Regions from separate parts of the Homo sapiens genome. Here regions 1, 3 and 4 are each linked to region 2. The links are chromatin contacts, found by Hi-C or POLR2A ChIA-PET in ENCODE. All regions are on one chromosome and are shown on one strand. The core of a region is the stretch at or near the end of the contact, and the rest is flanking DNA. Distances in the headings are between cores, read along the strand shown. Region 1 holds the start of ETAA1 (ETAA1 activator of ATR kinase). Region 2 holds the start of SPRED2 (sprouty related EVH1 domain containing 2). Region 3 has its middle 13 kb from the start of MIR4433A. Region 4 overlaps PELI1 (pellino E3 ubiquitin protein ligase 1).

Region 1 (3,010 bases), core at 158-2,657, 2.0 Mb before region 2:
TAGTGATCCAATGCTTGGGAATTTTTGTCTAGAATCACTTTCAAATTTTTATAAAGATTTTTGTTCATTCCCAAATTGCTTTATAGGAGTATTATTAAAGACATGTAAGGTGGCCGGGCGCGGTGGCTGTAATCCCAGCACTTTGGGAGGCCGAGGCGGGTGGATCACGAGGTCAGGAAATCGAGACCATCCTGGCTAACACGGTGAAACCCCTGTCTCTACCAAAAATACAAAAAATTAGCCGGGCGAGGTGGCACACGCCTGTAGTCCCAGCTACTTGGGAGGCTGAGGCAGGAGAATCGCTTGAACCCGGGAGGCGGAGGTTGCAGTGAGCCGAGATTGTGCTACTGCACTGCAGCCTGGGCGACAGGGCGAGATTCTTTCCCAAAAGAAAAAAGACACGTAAGGTATAAAAAAAAAAAAAAAAAAAAAAGCACTATTTCAAGAACATGCTCCAGAATAAAGGCTTTTGTATGAGTTTCAGTTCCAACTAAGATTTACTAGAAGTCTTTTAAAAAGTAACACCTAAAACTAATCGAGACGAAAGAGATCCTTAGTATCTTATTTGGAGGGATGTTACACACAGGAACTTCCGGTTTATTCACAATGAGGTGAGACATCTACCAGGCTTTGAGACAAACTTTAACTTTTCCTATGAACTCTTCTCTAAAGCAGGTCACAGGGAAAAAAAGGGTTTAAAGAGAAATAACTTCTCCGGGCAAAAACTGAGGTTAGCGGGCCTATCAGCTGTTTCTTCTCACTCCACCACTGCTGCTGACTGGAGGAGCAGCCTGGAAAGCAGCCGCCCTCCCGCAAACAGGTAAACCACATTACCTATTCCTGTGGCGGAGGCAAATGGATGGTCAAACCTAACGGGGTAGTGCTGAAGTTCGGGGACAAAAGCCCATCGGGGAGTGGTATAGGATTATTTTTGGACTCTCGAGGGGTGAATCCCAGAGACAGAATACACGCTCCAGACTCCACCCCCACCCCAGATTTCCCTGTTGCAAGCTGGGATGTGGGGATGCGGCGCCGAAGCCAAGGCAGGCCGCGCTGCCGACGTCTCACCCTCGGGGTTACTTTTACTGCACAGGGCGGCGGTCGGAGGCTGCTCTCGCTGCCGCACTGGCCCGGGAGGCCCCTCTCTAGCCCCGCAGGGCCACGAACCGCGGGCCGATCTCAGCCGCCTCCTCCCTGGCTCGACCACCGAGCCGCATTCCTCCGCCGCCACTGTTTTGTGCGGCGTTTTCTTCGGGCTAGGGCTGTCATCATGTTTCCTTCGCCGACTCATTGCCTATGGCCCGCCTCCACCAGCCGCTTCTTCTTTCACATTTTGCAAAGGGATGAGTAGGGCAACAGCACTACAAACCGCACCCCGCACCAACGGCAGCCGCCATTTTGGTCGGTGGGGCGCGCGCAAGAGGCGGCCGCTGATTGGCTGGGTCCGGGAGAGGGGCGGAACTGTTAAGGTGCCGAGGGCGCGCGCACTTCCGCAGCCGGGACAGGAGCCTGCTCTGGAGGAGTGTCTAGGCTCAAAATCCTCCAGACTGGTGGGGGTTGTTCGGGTAGTAGTCAGGTCCGCGTAAACTGAGAGTGGGAGCTTGTGAGTTGGAAAGATTGAATACACTAGCAACTTTTTATTGAATTTACAACGAAAATTGCACGTTAGTCAAATTCAGATTATTGAGAGTCTTCGAATTTCTCAAGAAGAGGAAATACAGTTAATTTTTCATAGATGCTATGTGCATAGAAAAATCCAAAAGAAAGTAGAAAAAATTACTAAATTAATTTAAGAGTTGCTGGATACAAAGTCAATATTCAAAGATCAATGTGTTTCAATAGATTAGCAACAGATATAAAATTGAAGTTTTAAAGAGATACTATTTATAATAGTGCATGAGATAGCAAGTAACTAGGAATAAGTTAAAGATTGTCCTTCCTACAAAGAGAACTATAAAACATTTTTGAGGCCGGGCGCCATGGCTCAAGCCTGTAATCTCAGCACTTTGGGAGGCCGAGGCAGGCGGATCACGAGGTCAGGAGTTCAAGACCAGCCTGACCAGCATGGTGAAACCCCGTCTCTACTAAAAATACAAAAAATTAGCCGGGCATGGTGGTGCGTGCCTGTAGTCCCGGCTACTGGGGAGGCCAAGGCAGGAGAATTGCTTGAACCTGGGAGGCGGAGGTTGCAATGAGCCGAGATTGCGCCACTGCACTTGCAGTGAGCAGAGATCGCGCATCTGCATTCCAGCCTGGGCGACAGAGGGGGACTTCGTGTAAAATAAGTAAATACATACATACATACATACATACAAAAATTAGCCAGGCGTGGTGGCGGGTGCCTGTAATCCCAGCTACTTGGGAGCTGAGGCAGAGAATTGCTTGAACCTGGGAGGTGGAGGTTGCAGTGAGCCGAGATTGCGCCACTGCACTCCAGCCTGGGCAACAGAGCAAGACTCCGTCTCAAAAAAAAAAAAAATTTTTTTTTTGAAAGAAAACGAAGACCTAAATAAATGGTTACACTATGTTCATGGGTTGTGAGACTCAATATTGTTACAATGTCAGCTATTTCCAAACTGACCTATAGATTCAACATAAATACATATGAAGGCCCAGTGTGTGACTGTGTGTGTGTAACATGGTAAGTTTTTTCTAAAATTTATATGAAAATGCAAGGGACCAAAAATATCAATAAACTCTTGAAGATCTCTCGAAGAATAATGAGGGTTGATATCTACCAGGTATCAAGACTTATATGGTAATTAAGACAGTGTTATGATGGTGTCAGGATAGACAAAGATGAAAGAAACAGGATAGCACAGAAACAGACTTCCATATAAATGAACACGATTTAAGACAAAGGTGACCCTTCTGAGCAATGGTAAAAGGACTTTTGAAATTAAATAGTGCTTGGTCTATTTGATGTTCATGTAGAAAAAGAAAGAAACATGACCTTTACCTCAAACTTTATCCCCAAATCAGGTGCATATATATTCATTATAAATTTAAT
Region 2 (3,062 bases), core at 498-2,997:
TATTTATTTATTTAGAGACAAAGTTTTGCTCTTGTTGCCCAGGCTGGAGTGCAATGGTGCAATCTCGGTACACTGCAGCCTCCTCCTCCTGGGTTCAAACAATTCTCCTGCCTCGGCCTACTGAGTAGCTGGGATTATGGGTGCCCACCACCACACCCAACTAATTTTTATATTTTTAGTAGAGACAGGGTTTTGCCATGTTGGCCAGGCTGGTCTCAAACGCCTGACCTCAGGTGATCCGCCCACCTCAGCCTCCCAAAGTGCTGGGATTACAGGCATGAGCCACTGCGCCCAGCCTGAGGCAAATATTTAATCTCTTAACCTGTTCAGTGGTTGCTATTTAGTTAACATCGTATCTGGATTGTCCCATGGACATTCAAGAGGATGGAAAAGTCTACTGTGTTTGGAGAGCAGCAAGGGATAGGGACTATGTCTCTTGTTTCTTTTTCTTTCTTTCTTTCTTCTTCTTTTTTTTTTTTTTTGAGATGGAGTTTTGCTCTTGTTGCCCAGGCTGGGGTGCAGTGGCACAATCTTGGCTCACCGCCACCTTCACCTCCTGGGGTCAAGCGATTCTCCTGCCTCAGCTCCCGAGTAGCTGGGATTACAGGCACGCGCCACCACGCCCGGCTAATTCTGTATTTTTAGTACAGACGATGTTTCACCATGTTGGTCAGGCTGGTCTCGAACTCCCGACCTCAGGTGATCTGCCCGCCTCGGCCTTCCAAAGTGCTGGGATTACAGGCGTGTGCCACCGCGCCCGGCCGGGGCTGCTTCTTAACGCGAGAAATTCCATAATTTCTACGGAAATGCAAACGTTTCTGGGCTGTGCTGGGTTGACCTTTTTCTTTGCATGAGTAATGATTCTTAAAAACATCCGTTCCTTGGCCGGGTGCGGTGGCCCATGCCTATAATCCCAGCACTTTGGGATGCCGAGGCAGGCGGATCACGAGGTCAAGAAATCGAGACCATCCTGGCCAACATGATGAAACCCCCTCCCTACTAAAAATACAAAAATTAGCTGGGCGTGGTGGCGCGCGCCTGTAGTCGCAGCTACTCGGGAGGCTGAGGCAGGAGAATCACTTGAACCCAGGAGGTGGAGGTTGCAGTGAGCCTAGATCGCGCCACTGCACTCCAGCCTGAGGACAGAGCGAGACTCCATCTCAAAACAAAACAAAACAAAAATCCATTCCTCTATTGAGACAAAAAAGAAAAAAAATCACAAGATTCACGTGAAACGGAAAAGCCTCTGCCTTTCAGAACCTTGGCAAAGTCGAACCCCCTCCCCTCTCTGGTTGGGTTGGGCTGGAGAAGCCAGCCCCTGGCACCTGCGCCGCCCCTACCTTCCCACCCCGCGGTGGGGGTAGTTGTGCCTCTGAGCCTGAGCACCTCTTCAGCTGTTTTACTCCCTCCCCTCCCTTGAGTTTCCCATCTCTGCCCCCGCCCAACCCCCCGATTTTTAATCTTGGTGTTTGGAAGGAGGGAGGGGGCAAAAACGGGAGCCAGATGTGTACGAGTCCTCCGCTCCCGCCTCCTCCCTCCTCTCGGGCTTCCTAAAACCCGGAGCCCTAATCAAGGAGGATTCGGAGCCAGACGGTCGCGGCGCAAGCAAACAACTCGGCTCCGCGGCTCCCCCGGGAGTGGAAGCCAGGAGGGAGGGGGAGAGGAAGCGGGGCGTGCTCAGTAGGCGGGACAAAGTTTTTTTTTTTTTCTTCTCCCTTTTTTTCGGTCGCAAGTAGGAAGCTTTTTGCACTCCACCACCTCTGGCCGCTGGGAAGACGTCATCGCTTCCGCCCTACTTCCTCCTCCTGTTGGCGGCGGTGAGAATCCAATATGGAGTAAATCGGTGGAGTCGAGAGATGGGGCTCGGACGGGGCGCCCTGCACCGCCTCCCAGGCGCACCTCCCCCGGCCGCCGACCGCTCCCCGGAACCGTGATTGGCCCGGCCCCCCGGGGGCGACCCCGGACTGAGCCCCCCCACCCGCGGCCGGCGCTCTCCTCCTCCTCGCAGCAGTCCCTGCCGCTCCGAGGCGCGCTTGTTTTTCTCCTGCTCTCCCCCACCGCCGTCCCCTTCCCAAATCTCGCCCCCTCTGCCCGCTCCCGAGCCCCCGGAGCCTCCGCCCGCCTCTCCCCACGGCGCTGCGGCGTTCACTCCCCGCGCAGCCTGCCTTTGCACCCCTTCCCCCAAACCCTATCCCGCGCCCTGCTTCCCCTTCTGCTGCGGCGCCCTCTTCATCTCTAGCCGCCCCCCCTCCCCAAATCAGGCGATCTCCGGAGATGTGAAGAAGGGGGGCGAGCGGACAGGAAGATGAAGGGAGCAAAGCTGCCCGCCGCGGGACAGGCGTCTAGGTGAACAAGAAAATGACCGAAGAAACACACCCAGACGAGTAAGTTTGGTCGCGGGGTGGGACGAGGGTGCCCCTCAGGGGCAGCGTGGGGGCCGGGGCTGAGGATGCGGGCGGGGACGCTTATTGGGTGAACTTGGCGTGGGGTGCAGCGACTCGCTGACCTTTCGGCGTTGGGACGCGAGGCTTCCCTGCTTGTTGAAGTGAGGAGAGGGCAAAAACTGCTGCGGGCTGGCGGGCGCACGCCTAGGGTCGGCGGGCTGGTGGCAGCTCCGGGGGCCAAGGGCGTGCGGGTGACCTCCCGGCGGTCTCCGCTCCCTCTCGGAGGACTTACAGCTCCCCCGCCCCCGAAATCCTCGGCGGCTAGAGCGGAAGACCTGACACCCCCACTCCGGCTTCCCGGGGCTGGTGGGTTTTTGCACAGTGACTTTGTGACTCCCGCCGCCCCGCGAGCCCTGCAGTCCGCTCCGGAGCCCACTGGGGCCTAGGCTCCGCCATTTCGTTTTCTTGAATCGCTCTCATTTGCATACCACATTTTCATTCATAAAAAACACGGCGGAGCGAGAGGAGGACAGGCGCGGGCTGCGCGGGGGTCTGGTGCGCCAGGGTCCCCGCGCGGGCCGGCGTGCTGGAGCCGCCCGAGGGGCCCCGCGGCGCGTGAGTGCCTGTGCACGCGCTTGTGGCCGGCACACGCGTCCTGCGGGGTCGGGCGGCTCGGGG
Region 3 (2,966 bases), core at 249-2,748, 1.1 Mb after region 2:
GCTAATCATCCGTAATAGTCTGGCAGTGCTAATGCATTCAGGGGAGAGCAATTAATGCCTGTTGGGGAACATCAGGACAGAGCTTAGAGTCTTGCAGCCTCTGGCAAAACCAGTTTGAAAACCTCAGGCTCCATTTCTAGTTTAGGGTGTCTCCACCTGGCTTGGCAAACTCTGTGCCTCTGCAAGAGGGAAGAAATAGCTTCCTAAGTGAGGCTTGGGAGGAACAAAGGCCTCATTAGGATCAATCACTTATTCCAAGTACACATTCCCAAGAATCTCTATTGATGATCTCAGATACAAATGAAGTAGTAATTAAGGATGTAATGCAAATGATCTTCAGCTTAGTAACTCTCTGTAATTGAAATTTACTAAATTAAGTCTGAGATTTTTGAAACTAGGCCTTTAAAAAAAAATTCCCCGGTTATAATTACCCCTTCTCCTCCCTCCTACCCACCCTTCAGTAATGTAATTAGTTTAAAATAAGATCCGTGGTAGGGCTGATGATGCGCTGCCTACTGAAATGCTGGCCTCCTATCAGCAATCCCCAGGGAGTGAAGAGAACAGGGGCTCGCATCAGTCAGAAAGGCCACTGTCGTGTTACCAAATATAGGACAAGGAAACCGGACACAGAGCTTGTGATACCGACTGTGCTGGGCGGGAGAGATTTCTCAGCTCTCCCTTCTGTTTCTTTCCCCTCTGCCCACAGACCTGGGATAAGCTATGGACCATTCAGAGAAAGAAGGGAATAGACTGGAGTAGGAGAGGAATTGGAATGTTTAGGGGGTGCTGAGAAGGCCCCTGACAGGAGAGACAGAGGGCTTGGGCAGATCAGAAACCTGGCTGTTTTCTCAGAGGCCAGAGTGCTAAATCTCCATCAGTAATAGCCCTGCGACTCGTCCAAATCCTGTCCTCTGCCACCTGATAGGACCACCCCTGGCCTTAGCTCATTTCTCCTGATATGCCCCAGCAGAGGGCAATGCCCGCTAAGCTCAGCCTGCCCAGAACCCAAGAGGAGCCGTGTGGGCAGAGAAGGGGCCCCAGCAGGCGCTCCAGCCTCCCCGTTCTTTTCCCCAGTTTGGTTTTTGTCCCAAAGTGGGACAAAGAAAGAGGATTGAACATTGTCCTGGGTATGTTTGATCTTCTAGAAGAGCATATTGGCCTATTTCATTTAATTCAGATGAAAAGACCAGCTTGTCTTTGAGATCACACTCTAATTTCATCAGAGCTGTCATGTGAGAACAGAAGAGAAGCTACCCACAGCCTTCCTCCTTCCCTTCCCCACTCCTCCCCTCGCTCACCCCCACCCTCCCAGCCCACGGCTTCCTGAAACTGTTAGATCAACACAGAAACACCTGAAGCCCATTGACCCTCACAAGGCAAAAGCCAAAGGCTGCCAGGGCCATCTTAAGATGCCGCACGAGAACAGCAGCTCCCTGGCAGGCAGCACAGACCTGAAAGAAAATGCGTTCTCCCACTGGCCCCCAGCCTTTGAAAACTGCGTGTGCGCACGCGCCTGCTTTCTGTCATCCATTCACATCACCACTGTTAGAAACTTCCATAAATGCTCAACTGAAGCGCTTCTGTCAGAGACAAGCAGCAGAGTTGTTTCTGGAGAGCACAGCAGGTGTATGTTCCATTCGCAAATCAGATGGAAAACACAGACAATAGCAATCTTGTCTCTGAATAAGCCCTTGCTTAAAAGTTGCCCTTAGCTAATGTGGGCACGTTGACTGTTGGATCTTGGTGCCCAGTGTAGGGCCTGGCACGTGGTAGGTGCTTGATAAATATTAGCTGAGTGAATAAATGAATGACTCACTCTTCTTCAAAAACTTTCAGGAGCTTCTCAGTGGTATGGAAAAATGACATGATTCTAAAATCTGGTATTGGGGATCCTGCAATCAGATGCCTGCCTGCCTTGCCCGCCTGGTCCCATGTTGCCAGGCTGGAGTGCACTGGGCCGATCTCGGCTCACTGCAACCTCTGCCTCCCGGGTTCAAGCGATTCCCCTGCCTCAGCCTCCTGAGTAGCTGGGACTACAGGCACATGCCACCACACTTGGCTAATTTTTTGTATTTTAGTAGAGATGGGGTTTCACCACGTTAGCCAGGATGGTCGCGATCTCCTGACCTTGTGATCCGCCCGCCTCGGCTTCCCAAAGAGCTGGGATTACAGGCGTGAGCCACCACGCCTGGCCAAGACTCTGCCTTTCTAACAAGTTCCCAGACGATGCTGATGGTGCTGGCCCAGGACCACATCTTGCGCATATCACTCACCCTGCATCCCACCAGCTGGTCAAGGTCCTGCTCAGATGCTACCGTTTTTGTCAACAAAACTGGGCACACTAGCAAAAAATGCACCCCCTCCCCGCCCACTCACCTCACTGCTACACCCCTCTGTGCCTGCCAAGACACTTTGTATCTGAGCTATTTGGCTGTGTCTCCCTGACCTCAGGGGCCTAAAGTTCTCATGCCTTTCCCCGTACCCCACAGAATCTCATTTAGTGCAGCCGGGGACACGCTACCAGCTGGGGCAGATTCCGTTCCATTCACTGGGACCTTAAAGAACTTCAGACTCCTTGATGCAGCACTCAGCCCTGGGGGTCCAAAGATGCATGACGCCCAGAGACTGCCCTTGAGATGAACATCTATTTTCTGGGTTATATTCACTGCTCACTGAGCCCACTCTGCTGTCCTTCCAGCTGCTGGCCTGGGGCATGACTGACCTGAGCAGACCACGGGATGTCCTCCCTGATCTAAACCAGTGGGAGGTTCCTCTCACTAATACACATCTCCAAGTTCTCAGCTTGCCTTGCTGTCTTTGAGACTCAGAAGGGAGGTGTTACTTTCGGTGGTAAGCCACAATATGTAACTCATAGAGGGCATGTAAGAGGCAGGTGAAAGATGTTTTGCAGCCTGTTTAAATGTCAGTGACTAAGACCCAGGGGTGCTCTGAGAACATTCTCACTT
Region 4 (2,993 bases), core at 270-2,769, 1.3 Mb after region 2:
CATTCTACCTTGTCTAGGGTGTGGAGTAATGACATTAGAAAATCTGGACCACTTTACCTCTGGTAGCTTCAGTTTCTCCATTTATAAAATGGGGACAAATGATTGTACTTTATAGTTGTAATAGAAATTAAATGGGGTAATGTATGTTGAGTTAACATGTGGATCTCAGTCCTAGCTCTGCCAGAGTTCTTTGGCCTTCAGTCACTGGGCTTTTCTGACCTACTCAGTTCCCTTATCTGGAAAATAGAGTTCAGACTTTCCTACCCAATTCACAGGGCTATTATGGGGGTCAAATAAAATAATCTTACGTGAAAGCATTTGGCTAATTACCATTCTATGCAAGTTCAAGATAGACCTTACCCCAAGGTTGATTCAAATTGACACCCTCTGTTGACCTAAAAGAATTCTCCCATGCTTGCCAAAACCTGCTTTTAATTTTTCTAAATATGGGCCCCTTAGTCCAGAAGATACTTATCTAGCCTCCAAAGATTTGCCTTTCTCTAAACAGCAGGCTACCCAGCAGTAGCCTTATAGCTACTTCTGTGGCCACTCCAGCTCTAGTCGCTTTCCTTCAACCATTTGAGAGAGGTAGCCACAATATTAAAATATTTTAAATGTACAGAAACATTAATCATTAATTGCCATCAAGGCAAGATTCTCATTCTCACTCTCAGCCCCTATCAATTCTAGTAAAATACTGAAACTACACCCGCCTTCAACTACACGGCCTTTACTAACACAAGTCTTAGTATAAATAACCTTTTATTATCAGTATCAGTATAATGTTAGTAAGCAAACATTAAGTACCTTACTGTGTGCCAAGAAGTATGCCAAAAAAAGGGGAAATTTCCATCCTAAGAACAATGTATGTTGTCTTCAAGATTAGAGCAGTGGTTCTCACAAGGTAGGGGAGTGAGTAGTGGGGAGATAGGAAGTTGAGGCATTTTTAAAGTCACAACTAGAATGTTCTACTGGCATCTAGGTAGAACAGAAAGGCCAGAGATACTGCTGAACCCCCTACAATGCACAGGCCAGTGCCCCACAATGTCAAAATGTCAGTAATGCCCAAGTTGAGAAGCCCCAGTTAAAGGAACAAATACTGTCCCTAGGAAAGATGTTAACTCCTTTTCCATCAGGATGAAATAAGTTATCCCTGTAGGTGATATACTATCAGCATGCTATTTGGCTTCTCTAAGAGAGGAGGGTGGGAATTTACACAGGTGGTGTCCTGTATCTTGGGAAGGGGAACATAGACTTCACTTCCTCCACTGCTGTGTTGAGAAGCTAAAAGACACTAGCAGAAAGTAGTAACCTCCAACTACTACTGCACACCATTATTTCTCCTTTTATGTAAAAATGCTATGTGTTACTCCTGCTGGTTGCAAAAGAATGAAGAAGGTGATTAAATTTTCACTCTTATCAAGAAACTGCTATGAATTAAACTCCAGTCATCAGCTGAATTGGTTTCATAAAATGGTTCCACCGCAAACATACTAAAGCAGTTCTTTCTGTTTGAGTCATCCTTTTGAAATCAGCCACAAGGAAACTCTAGTATAGATGGAAATCTGTTTTATCTGAGATAATATATGCAGTCCACATTGTTTTTCATCATAAAAAAATGTTATAACATTTTCATGTTTTAAAACATTTTCCTTTTTTTCTCAGTACCCCATTATGCCTACCCACTTGCCCACTAAAATAGAAGTGCTCAGAAGATATGTAAACAATCTGCATAAGATTTGTTTTGTCCCTTGCTTAGTATTTGTTTTGCTTTTTTTTTTAGGGCAGGAATTTTGTACTTGTGTTTAGTAGGTAGTAAGCAAAAGGCTGTGTGTGATGTAAATAATGAAAGAAAACATTTGTTAGGTTGAGAGACAAAGATTGATTTCTCAGTTTTTCTTCTTTAGGTGAAACTGACAGATATTATACAAAGTCTTTCCTTTGGGAAGACTTGATATGAAAATAATTGTATTTCACTGGCCCTTAAAAAGGAAATGATTAGAATGTTTAACAGTCAAATTAATAATACTATTCCTAATAAATACATATTTTATGAGTAACTTTTCATGTTCTCCCAGCCCACAAAGAAAATAACACTATTCCAGAATATGTTTATTTTAAAATTTTTTTTTAACTCTGGAAGTTTAGTTCCTGCTAATGAGAGCAACATGCTTTCGAGTATCAAGCAAAGTTTCAAAGTAATAGATAAAATAGAAGACAGTTTTATTAGGAAGATTTTCTTTAGCATTTCTTCTAGTCTTGAGTAGAATTAATGGTGCTATTTCATGTTCTTGGTGCTAGATAACATTGGGATAGGGCTGAATACATGAGGTCAAACTAACTTAATTGAAGACCAACAAATGAAGCCAGTAATCGAGACATTCGGATGTTTTTTATGTACATACTCATTTAAAGTTCTCAAGTACATGACTTCAGGAATTTTTTTTTTTTTTTCTTTTTTTTTGAGACAGAGTTTCTCTCCGTCACCCAGGCTGGAGGATCACAGCTCACTGTAGCCTCAAACTCCTGGGCACAAGTGATCCTCCCACCTCAGCTTTCTGAGTAGCTGGGGCTATAGGTGCATGCCATGACATTTGGCTAATGTTTTCTGTTTTTACTTTTTTTTTTTTAAATCTTTTGTAGAGACGGGAGTCTTACTATGTTGCGCAGGCTGGTCTCAAACTCCTGGCCTCAAGTGATCCTCTCACCTTGGCCTCCCAAAGTGCTGGGATTACGGGCATGAGCCACCATGCCCAGCCTAGGAATTCATTTTGAAGAATTCTTTTACTCAGATTTTAAAATATAGAGAGAATATATAAAGACAGTGAGTAGGAAAGCATTGTCTAGGTACTGGTCTTTGTTAAAGAGTATAAACCTTTGGGAAGATCATGAATCTTTCTTCAGAGAACACATAAAAAAAAAAGTTCCAGGAAGAATAGCTGTCACAGCATTTTATTTGCAGTTTAATAAGGCCAGTTGTATATTGATTGATT

What was found. Hi-C counts contacts between places; a loop is a spot of excess contacts on that map. ChIA-PET counts read pairs that join two places held with the same protein, here RNA polymerase II (POLR2A). Pooled maps may share reads with other maps.
Region 1: a loop to region 2 is called in a map of naive thymus-derived CD4-positive, alpha-beta T cell, with 7 times the contacts of the local background. The contact joins the promoter of ETAA1 here to the promoter of SPRED2 in region 2. A Hi-C loop is called at or near these places in 1 of 168 maps with a recorded cell type or tissue (naive thymus-derived CD4-positive, alpha-beta T cell), 1 of 37 single-sample maps with no recorded cell type and 13 of 50 pooled maps. POLR2A ChIA-PET finds 5 or more read pairs at or near these places in 1 of 52 experiments (activated CD4-positive, alpha-beta T cell).
Region 3: a map of naive thymus-derived CD4-positive, alpha-beta T cell shows a loop between it and region 2 (6-fold over the local background). The contact joins the enhancer-like site here to the promoter of SPRED2 in region 2. A Hi-C loop is called at or near these places in 1 of 168 maps with a recorded cell type or tissue (naive thymus-derived CD4-positive, alpha-beta T cell), 3 of 37 single-sample maps with no recorded cell type and 6 of 50 pooled maps. POLR2A ChIA-PET finds 5 or more read pairs at or near these places in 1 of 52 experiments (OCI-LY7).
Region 4: a loop to region 2 is called in a pooled map, with 4 times the contacts of the local background. The contact joins the enhancer-like site here to the promoter of SPRED2 in region 2. A Hi-C loop is called at or near these places in 1 of 37 single-sample maps with no recorded cell type and 4 of 50 pooled maps. POLR2A ChIA-PET finds 5 or more read pairs at or near these places in 1 of 52 experiments (H1).

What each region holds. Positions count from the first base shown.
Region 1 is chr2:67,395,730-67,398,739 of GRCh38, reverse strand. It overlaps ETAA1 (ETAA1 activator of ATR kinase), which reads right to left and starts at 1,407. Exons shown (of 6, transcript NM_019002.4): 1 at 1,069-1,407. The coding sequence starts at 1,291.
Region 2 is chr2:65,431,284-65,434,345 of GRCh38, reverse strand. It overlaps SPRED2 (sprouty related EVH1 domain containing 2), which reads left to right and starts at 1,747. Exons shown (of 6, transcript NM_181784.3): 1 at 1,747-2,384. The coding sequence starts at 2,359. RefSeq lists silencers at 1,845-2,044, 2,815-2,864, 2,895-3,062.
Region 3 is chr2:64,326,128-64,329,093 of GRCh38, reverse strand. No RefSeq gene overlaps it. Among named protein-coding and RNA genes, the nearest start is that of MIR4433A, 13 kb to the left of the region's middle. RefSeq lists enhancers at 1,056-1,215, 2,555-2,664. Within about 2 kb of position 1,498, at least 24 of the 41 ENCODE cell types and tissues checked have a DNase peak (open chromatin) inside an H3K27ac peak, as active enhancers do.
Region 4 is chr2:64,112,762-64,115,754 of GRCh38, reverse strand. The region is part of intron 1 of PELI1 (pellino E3 ubiquitin protein ligase 1); the gene reads left to right. Among named protein-coding and RNA genes, the nearest start is that of PELI1, 30 kb to the left of the region's middle. RefSeq lists an enhancer at 1,552-1,631. Within about 2 kb of position 1,519, at least 5 of the 41 ENCODE cell types and tissues checked have a DNase peak (open chromatin) inside an H3K27ac peak, as active enhancers do.